Regions from separate parts of the Homo sapiens genome. Here regions 1 and 3 are each linked to region 2. A link is a contact called in ENCODE Hi-C data. All regions are on one chromosome and are shown on one strand. Each heading gives the region's core, a stretch centred on a gene start or an enhancer-like site at or near the end of the contact. The rest is flanking DNA. Distances are from core to core; before and after follow the strand shown. Region 1 holds the start of LARGE-AS1 (LARGE antisense RNA 1). Region 2 overlaps LARGE1 (LARGE xylosyl- and glucuronyltransferase 1). Region 3 overlaps LARGE1 (LARGE xylosyl- and glucuronyltransferase 1).

Region 1 (2,700 bases), core at 21-2,520, 56 kb before region 2:
AGCCCCCCTTTTTTCCCCCTCTACCCATGTGTGATGGTCTCTCTGCGGGACCTCATTCATTCACACAACTCCCTATACCACCCTTAACCTGAGAAGGGCCCGGCTGGGCCACCAAACCCAATTGCGATTCATCACTGAGCCCAGCCTTTGGTTGCAGCCAAAACAGGAAAGAGAATGAAGGAGGCTAGAAATACCACAAAGGCAAACTTGGAGCTAGTGCCCACCAAACCAATTCCCTGCTTCAGAAATGGAACGATGCTGAACTGTCAGCTGAAGAAGGCTGCACAGCTTGAAAGAGGAAGCGTCAAAGGAAGCTTGGTGGAGAGGAGAGTGTGAATAGGGAAGTGCCAACAGGGACACGTGCAGGGGGTGGGAAGGCAGGCAGGACGCCCAGTGAGAGTGACAGAGGCCAGCAGAGCACGAGTGTGCAAGGAAACACAGGGAACGAGAGGCTGCGTGGCTGACAGTGTGCCGGGGTGACAGGCGGATACGGCACATGACGCAGAGTGGAAGACAACCACAGGTAGAGAAGTGTCAGCAAAGGAATGCATTTTTGCTGTTCTCCTAACAATTCAGCACACATCAGATGGGAAGGGTGAAGGAGGAGAGCATGAGACAGGGGTGAAAAGCAGAGCCACAGGGACAATGAAGGACTAAGTCCCATAATACAAAGACCACGGGTCTTTCTTGACTAGACTGATGATGCTATGGGGGTGGAGGTGGAAGTGGGAATCCCTGGCTCTCAGCCACAGTTCTATAAGGGTCACCTTCGTGCCCTCATCTGTATGCTCCAGTAGGCTCATTACCCAGGAGAGAATTATCTCCAGATAGAGAAGGGAAGAGTTGATATAATGTAGACCAAACTCCACCCAGCCATGCCCACAGGCTATGGTACGGGAGACCCATTCCTCCCAGAAAATGGTGAACAAAGGCTCTGCATGCATTTATCAACTTTGTAACAGTCATGGTAACTTCTTCTCCCTTGGCTCATTCATTTATTCATCCATTCATTCATTCGGCAATTATTACTGAGTGTCTGGGACAAGCTGGGCACTTCTAAGTGTACTGAACATGACCAACCAATCACCTGCCCTCAGGGAGTTTACAGTCCAGCGGGAGAACATAGAAAAGAGACAGTCTCAACAGCCAGCAAATACAGTGGAGGCATCAGGCAGTGATCAGAGTTGTGAAGGAAATAAAGGAAGGAAAGGTGGGGTGGGAGGAGGAGGGTTCTGATTCTGACTTCATAAAGGGCCCTCTCTCACAAGGTGAAGTGTAAACAAAGACCTGCAGGAAGTAAAGGGGCTACAAGGGATCCATGGAAAGAGCATTCCCAGAAGCGGGGCCAGGGCAGTGCGCACAGTGAGGAGAGCAGGTGTGTGTGAGGTGAGTAAGAGAAGACACAAGGGTGGGGGCCGCGGGAGGCAGAGCCAGGAGGGCAGGGCTGAGTGGCTCTGGAAGCTCTGGAAAGGCCAGCGGTCAGGTCTGATGGTGGGTCTGAGCAGAGTCGCTTTGTGACACCCTTCTGCTACTGCATGGGGCGAGGGAAGAATCCCAGGATGTGGTCTGGGAGGCAGGAGCACAGAGGCGACAGGGTGGTGACCTGCCCATTGGCCTCGGCCGGTATTCTGAATGCAAGGGTCAGCAGCAGCAACTGTGCAATAGTGCCTTTCTTTTCAAAGAGCCAGCTGCTCTGATTCACAGACAGTCCCTCCCAGTTGAGGGTTCATCAGGAACTAGAGGACCAACCAACAAGGTCATTTACCTGTCACCACTGCTGCATTCACTGGTAATCAAAAGGGGCAGGGTAGGGGAGGACCACGAACCCAAAGAGAAGGTCTGGGAGCATGCAGACATGCCTCTCAAGCCTCACAATTGTCCTTTTGCTAAATTTAGGTTGAAACAAAACGTTCAAAGCCCCCTCGGAAGCCCATCCACAGGTGTGTGACTGTGAACCGCATCGTAATCTCCTAGAAAGCAAGAACATCAGGCTTACATTTTCCACTTGCCTCTCACGGCTCAGAGCTCTGCAGTATATACAGTAAGCACCAAATGAACACTTTTCAGATAAATTAAATAACTGCAGAATAGTCATAATGACAGTGTTTTTTTTAAAACAATATTTAATAATTGCTTACTCTGTGCCAGTACTTTTCAGCCAAGGGCAATTTGCCCCCCTGCCGCGGAGACATTTGGCAATGTCTGGAGACACTTTTGGAGTCACAAATCAGGGGAGAGATGCTGCTGGTACATAGTAGGTTCGGAAAGCTGCAAAATGTCATACAGTTCACAAGACAGCCTCCCTGCCCCCCATAAGGAAGGATTCTCCAGCCCCCAAAATCTAGCGCTTATAAATCACTATTTATTTTCACAGCTACTCTTTTTTTTTTTTTTTTCCAGTTGAGGAAACTGGGCCCTGAGACATTAACTTGCCCAAAAGATCACAGTGGGCAACATTCTAGAGCACAGTGGAAGCCGACAGGTAAATAAGTAGATGGGTAGAGTGCAACAGACAGGCAGACAGATTGAGACAAAAATGGGAAAACTGGGAAATATGGAAAAGAACAGGGAATGGATGAAAAGTAGTCCTAAGCCAAGCTCTGCCAAGAAATGACACATGGCCCTGGGCCTTCCCCTCCTGACTCTAAACCTGAGAGCACACAGCTATAAAATTCCAGGAGGTGTAGAAGATCACTGACT
Region 2 (2,700 bases), core at 38-2,537:
GGCAGCAGAATCACTTGAACCCGGGAGGCGGAGGTTGCAGTGAGCCAAGATCGCGCAACTGCAGTCTGGCCTGGGCAACAAGAGCAAAACTCTTGTTTCAAAAAAATTAAAAAAAAATTAAAAAAAGAAGAACTAGGGGGTGGTAAGAGGGTACAGTCTACTGTATCTTCCTCTCCTAATTCTACTTTCATGGTATAGAATGCTCACTGGGCTATTGTGTCAGTTTGCCAGGGCTGCTATAACAACAGTGCTACAAATTGGGTGGCTTAAACAGCAGAAACTTGTCTCACAGTTCTGTGGGCTAGAAGTTCAAGATCATGGTGTGAACAGGGCACGCTCACTCTCAAGGCGCTGGGGAAAGATCTGTTCCTGGCCTCTCTCCTAGCTCCTGGTAGGACCTTAGCTTGTGGCAACACAACTCCAACCTTCACGCGACATTGTGCCTGTGTGCACGTCTGTGTCCAAACTTCCCGTTACAAGGACGCTGGTTGTAATGGATTAAGGACCCAAGTGGCTTCAGGATGACCTCAACTAATTGCATCTGCAACAACCCCATTTCCAAATAAGGTCACATTCTGAGGCACTGAGGCTTGGAACTTCAACATATGAATTCTGGAGACAGAATTCAACCCATAACAGTTACCTGCACCATCGAGTAAAAGACACAAGTAAACCACTGTGAGACAGAGTCAAAAAGAGGCATTTCAGTTCCACGGGGTCAGTGATACCCAGTCCCCAGCAGCCCCTGTCGAAGAGCAGTGGGGCTCACTCCAGGCAGCTGGAGGATGGACAGCACGGTCTTGACAGCTGCCACAGGCCTCAACAGTCTGAATGGTGTGAAAGAAGGAGCATGAAGCCAAGCTTTAGGAAATCTCAGTCAGCAACTGACTATGACCCTGATGAACACAGCCTCTCTGAATTTCAGCATCCAAATTAAAATAACTGTGGGTTCAATAACTGATCTCTAACATCTAACACACAACATCTGCTTATCCATTCCAAAACCCATCAGGAGACATAAATCCCTCCTCTGCAGCAGTGCAAAACTATTTAGGGCTTAGAACAATTTCTTGCTTTCCTTGCTGCAGCTAAGAACTTTTAGCTAATGTTCTTGCAGCCTTCAAAGTTACAGAGTAAGTCTCAGGCACCCCGGCCTCAATACAAAATCAAATTGTTCAGATATATCTCACTCACACAACACATTAGACAGATGTAGCACATAGAGTAAACACTCTGGTTAATAAGTGCTAGGTCATTAGTTGTGGGGCTGTCAGTAGAACCCAATAACTGCGATAGCGCACAAAGCTGCCCCGCCTTAGAAGTCAAGCTAAATGCTTTCCATTTTTATCACCCAATTCATAACCTTGTTGTCTGGCTTTAAGAATCAATAGCCTGGTGGTTTTGGTATCCAATAAATTTGTCTTAGTTTGGACGTTTTTCATTTCCCACGTCACTTGAAGAGAGCAGGGTACGGTAAATTGCTCTTCTCACAGGATTTGTTTTTCCAAATCTATAATTTCACACTGACGGCCAGGTGCTGTGGCTCACACCTGTAATCCCAGCACTTTGGGAGGCCAAGATGGGTAGATCACCTGAGGTCAGGAGTTCAAGACCAGCCTGGCCAACATGAGGTGAAACCCCATCTCTACTAAAAATACAAAAATTAGCCAGGCATGGTGGTGGGTGCCTGTAATCCCAGCTACTCGGGAGGCTGAGGCAGGAGAATCACCTGAACCTGGGAGGTGGAGGTTGCAGTGAGCCAAGATTGCACCACTGCATTCCAGCCTGGGCAACAGAACGAGACTCTGCCTTAAAAAAAAATTCACACTGACGTGTTCCAGAAACTAGTGAAAGCAAAGAGGAAAGAATGCAGACAGCAGAAGCCCCATCCAAAGACCAAGGCAGCTTCCAGCTGTGATCACTTAGGACAATTCACTGAACAAGTTCCATATGAGCAAATGTCAACTGGTCTACCCCAGGGTGACCCATCACTCACCTAGCAAATAATACTTATCTAGCACTTAGTATGTGCCAAACCCCGTGCTAAGTAATTTACGTAAGTGACCGCATTAGTCCATAAATTCCACTGCTTTATGCACACACACAAATAGATATACATAAGATATTTATTTCTATATTTAAATAGTACACTGATAAAAATAGAAAGCAATGCCAGCTCCGTGGATAACAGAAAGCAGCAAGAGACTGAAAGAACCAGCACATGGTAAAAGAAAATCAATGTGTGTGTGTGTATATACATATATATATATACACACACACAGACTCAAGATCACTGAATTTAAGCCTGAAAGAGAGCTTGGGGAGGAGGTAGTTCTCTAATACAATGTAAATTATCTGCATGGGGAAAATGAGGCTCAGACAAAGAATTGGCATATCCAAAGTTAGCCAGAGGGCAAAGGATAGAATTAAGTCTGGAGTCCGAGTTCTTCTTTTTGGGTTCTGCTGTTTGTTTTATCCTCCTCCTCCTCAAATCAACTATTTTTAAAAATGTTTAAAGCACTAAAATATGGCAAGGTTCATGACTGAGACGCATTTAAGACGGGAGGGAGAGTAGCCCCTATCCTTTATGTCTCTCCCAGTCCAAATCCACAGAGACAGAACATGGTTATCAGGAGCTAGAATAAGAGGAGAGTGGCAGTGACTGATAATGCATATGGGGTTTCTTTTGGGAGTGAGGAA
Region 3 (2,700 bases), core at 70-2,569, 43 kb after region 2:
CTTCTCTTAGAGGTCAGATTGTCACTTCTTGCTCAGGTTTCTGGCCGGCATCTGAAGTTCCCCTTTCAAATGCACTGTTGTGCTGATCTCCCATAGCTTAGAAATGCAAATGTAGCCCAGGCACAGTAAGAGCTTAGAAATGCAAAGTGCAGTGGCTCATACCTGTAATCCCAGTACTTTGGGAAGCTGAGGCAGGAAGATAACCTGAGGTCAGGAGTTCGAGACCAGCCTGGCCAACATGGTGAAGCCCCATCTCTACTAAAAATACAACCATTAGCCGGGGTGGTGGCAGACGTCTGTAATCCCAGCTACTCGGGAGGCTGAGGCAAGAGAATGACTTGAGCCCAGGAGGCGGAGGTTGCAGTGAGCCGAGATCACGCCACTGCATTCCAGCCTGGGTGACAGAATAAGGCTCCATCTCAAAAAAGTAATATGAATTAAAAGAAAGAAATGTAAATGTAAAAAGCTGGTCAGAACAAAGGGGAAGTCGTTAAGGCTATCAGAAATCCTCTGGTTTCTATCCTTCCAGTCACACGTAGGAATGATCTTCCTCAGCGCCTGGAAGTGAGCAGTGGCCATGTAACTTGCTTTGGCCAATGAACTGTAAGCAAAAGCCAGAAGTAGAACATGATCCCCCAAGTTCCAATTTCCTCTGGCCACAGTGATCTATGACACTCCAGCTAGTGGAAACACCAGCATCCCAGGGTATAAGTTACCTGGGGAAGAATAAAACACCCCACCTATACACCTACCACAGATGAATGTGTTGCACAAGAAATAAATCTTTGTTATTTCAACCACACAGAGATATCGGGGTTGTCCATATAAATAGCACAACCTAATCCATCCTGACAAATATAAATGATGTATTAAAAAAGAATAACAAGTCATGACTCAACAGTCTAGAGGTCTTCCCATGAGAAAAATTCATGAGCTTCAACACAGACCATAGCACATACCTTGGCTGCCCAAAGGCTGTGTGTCTGTGTGTGTGTATGTACACATGTATAAATGCTTTCACAGCATCATGGTACACCTGTTAATGCTGGCTTCCTTGCCTGTGTAATAAGCTGCCCAAGGACAGAAGCCTTATGTTTTCATCCTGTCTTCCCAGAATCTGATACAGTGCCTGGTACAGAGTAGAGGTCAATAAATATTCATCTCAGTTAACCATCTTGCTATCTATCAGGAAGTAAAAAATAATTACAATAGCTTATCTAAGTTTACATGGAACTTGTAACTGGAAAAGGAAATGAGGTCCAGCCACACTTCCAGAACACAGCCTCACGCACCCCTCAGATAGGTCCGACGACATGATTTGTCCCTGTCCTTGCCCTCCGCATCTGAGGACACAGCAATGACTCATCCCTATACACAGTGTGACTGTAGACAGATGCATCTGCACACAGCCAATGACTTCTCCTGCCCATTGTGCCTTCCCCATAGATAGTGAGGAATTTTCCAGCTAGGCCCATTTATGGAGAGAGCTCTTTCTGCTGCCCTTTGGGGTCAGGATATCTTTGTTCGAACTGAGTCATCTGCAGTTCATTCCTCCATGCTGTCCTGTTTAAAGGGCACGTCTCGATACAGGGCTTCACAGTTACCCGAGAGCACCACCCCACAGCCCAGTGATGGTTCATTCCTCATTTGCCCTGTTAAGTGTCTACCAGTTAATAGTAATTATTGCCATTAGCTGAGTGCTCAGTAACTTCAAGCCATCATGGTAAGTACTTATATTATTATCCCATCACATCCTTAGAACAATCCTTTAAGGCTGATATCATTATCCTCATTTTACAGATGAGAAAATGATAGACCCAAAAGGTTGATGCCACATGCCCGATTGAGTTTTGCTAACATTTTATTGACCAACATTTCTTCATTATATGTATTTCCCCAAGTCCATGATTTACTATATTAGTCCAGTCTCACACTGCTATTAAGAACTACCTGAGACTGGGTAATTTATAAGCAGAAGAGGTTTAACTGACTCTCAGTTCTGCAAGCTGTACAGGAAGCATGGCTGGGAAGCCTCAGGAAACTTACAATCATGGCAGAAGGCAAAGGGGAAGCAAGCATGCCTTCACATGGTGGAAGGAGAAAGAGAGAGCAAAAGGGGAAATGCTATACACTTTTAAACAATCAGATCTTGTGAGAACTCATTCATTATCACGAGAACAGCAAGGGGGAAGTCCACCCCCATGATTCAATCACCTCCCTCCAAGCCCCTCCTCCAACACATGGGGATTACAATTTGACAAGAGATTTGGGTGGGGACACAGAGCCAAACCATATCACTTACACACTCATTCATGTTATTCCTTTCACCTGTAGACATTCATTGAGGACCTGTGCTGGAACCACATGACCCCCACTCTACACACGAGGTTTATATTTAACCACAAAATGGTGACTCCAGAATTTAAAAATATGACCAATTATAAAGTCCAAACATTTTCTAATAATAGTAGCATGTAACTCATAGGACTATAATGAAAATGAAATGACTTAATACAAGAAAAGTGTCAAGAGAAGTACTGGTACACGATATGGCTTCAATAAATGTCAGTTTATAACACTGAATATAATAACAGCTATTGTCCAGCAACATATTTTTGCACAGTTTTGGGGAAGAAGGGACAGACACAGGTGGTCAGCAAGGGCCAAGTATAATGCTATGTTCTACTACAGCTCATCCCA

The links. A loop is a pair of places that touch in the nucleus more often than their neighbours do.
Region 1: a loop to region 2 is called in a map of Right ventricle myocardium superior, with 2.9 times the contacts of the local background. The contact joins the promoter of LARGE-AS1 here to the enhancer-like site in region 2. A Hi-C loop is called at or near these places in 3 of 168 maps with a recorded cell type or tissue (Right ventricle myocardium inferior, Right ventricle myocardium superior and chondrocyte).
Region 3: a map of cardiac septum shows a loop between it and region 2 (2.4-fold over the local background). The contact joins two enhancer-like sites. A Hi-C loop is called at or near these places in 2 of 168 maps with a recorded cell type or tissue (Right ventricle myocardium inferior and cardiac septum).

The regions. Positions count from the first base shown.
Region 1 is chr22:33,723,716-33,726,415 of GRCh38, forward strand. LARGE-AS1 (LARGE antisense RNA 1) reads left to right here and starts at 1,271. Exons shown (of 7, transcript NR_038950.1): 1 at 1,271-1,386; 2 at 1,897-2,041. The region is part of intron 2 of LARGE1 (LARGE xylosyl- and glucuronyltransferase 1); the gene reads right to left.
Region 2 is chr22:33,779,689-33,782,388 of GRCh38, forward strand. All of the region lies in intron 1 of LARGE1 (LARGE xylosyl- and glucuronyltransferase 1), which reads right to left. Among named protein-coding and RNA genes, the nearest start is that of LARGE-AS1, 56 kb to the left of the region's middle. RefSeq lists an enhancer at 90-591. Within about 2 kb of position 1,288, at least 3 of the 41 ENCODE cell types and tissues checked have a DNase peak (open chromatin) inside an H3K27ac peak, as active enhancers do.
Region 3 is chr22:33,822,277-33,824,976 of GRCh38, forward strand. The region is part of intron 1 of LARGE1 (LARGE xylosyl- and glucuronyltransferase 1); the gene reads right to left. Among named protein-coding and RNA genes, the nearest start is that of LARGE1, 97 kb to the right of the region's middle. Within about 2 kb of position 1,320, at least 4 of the 41 ENCODE cell types and tissues checked have a DNase peak (open chromatin) inside an H3K27ac peak, as active enhancers do.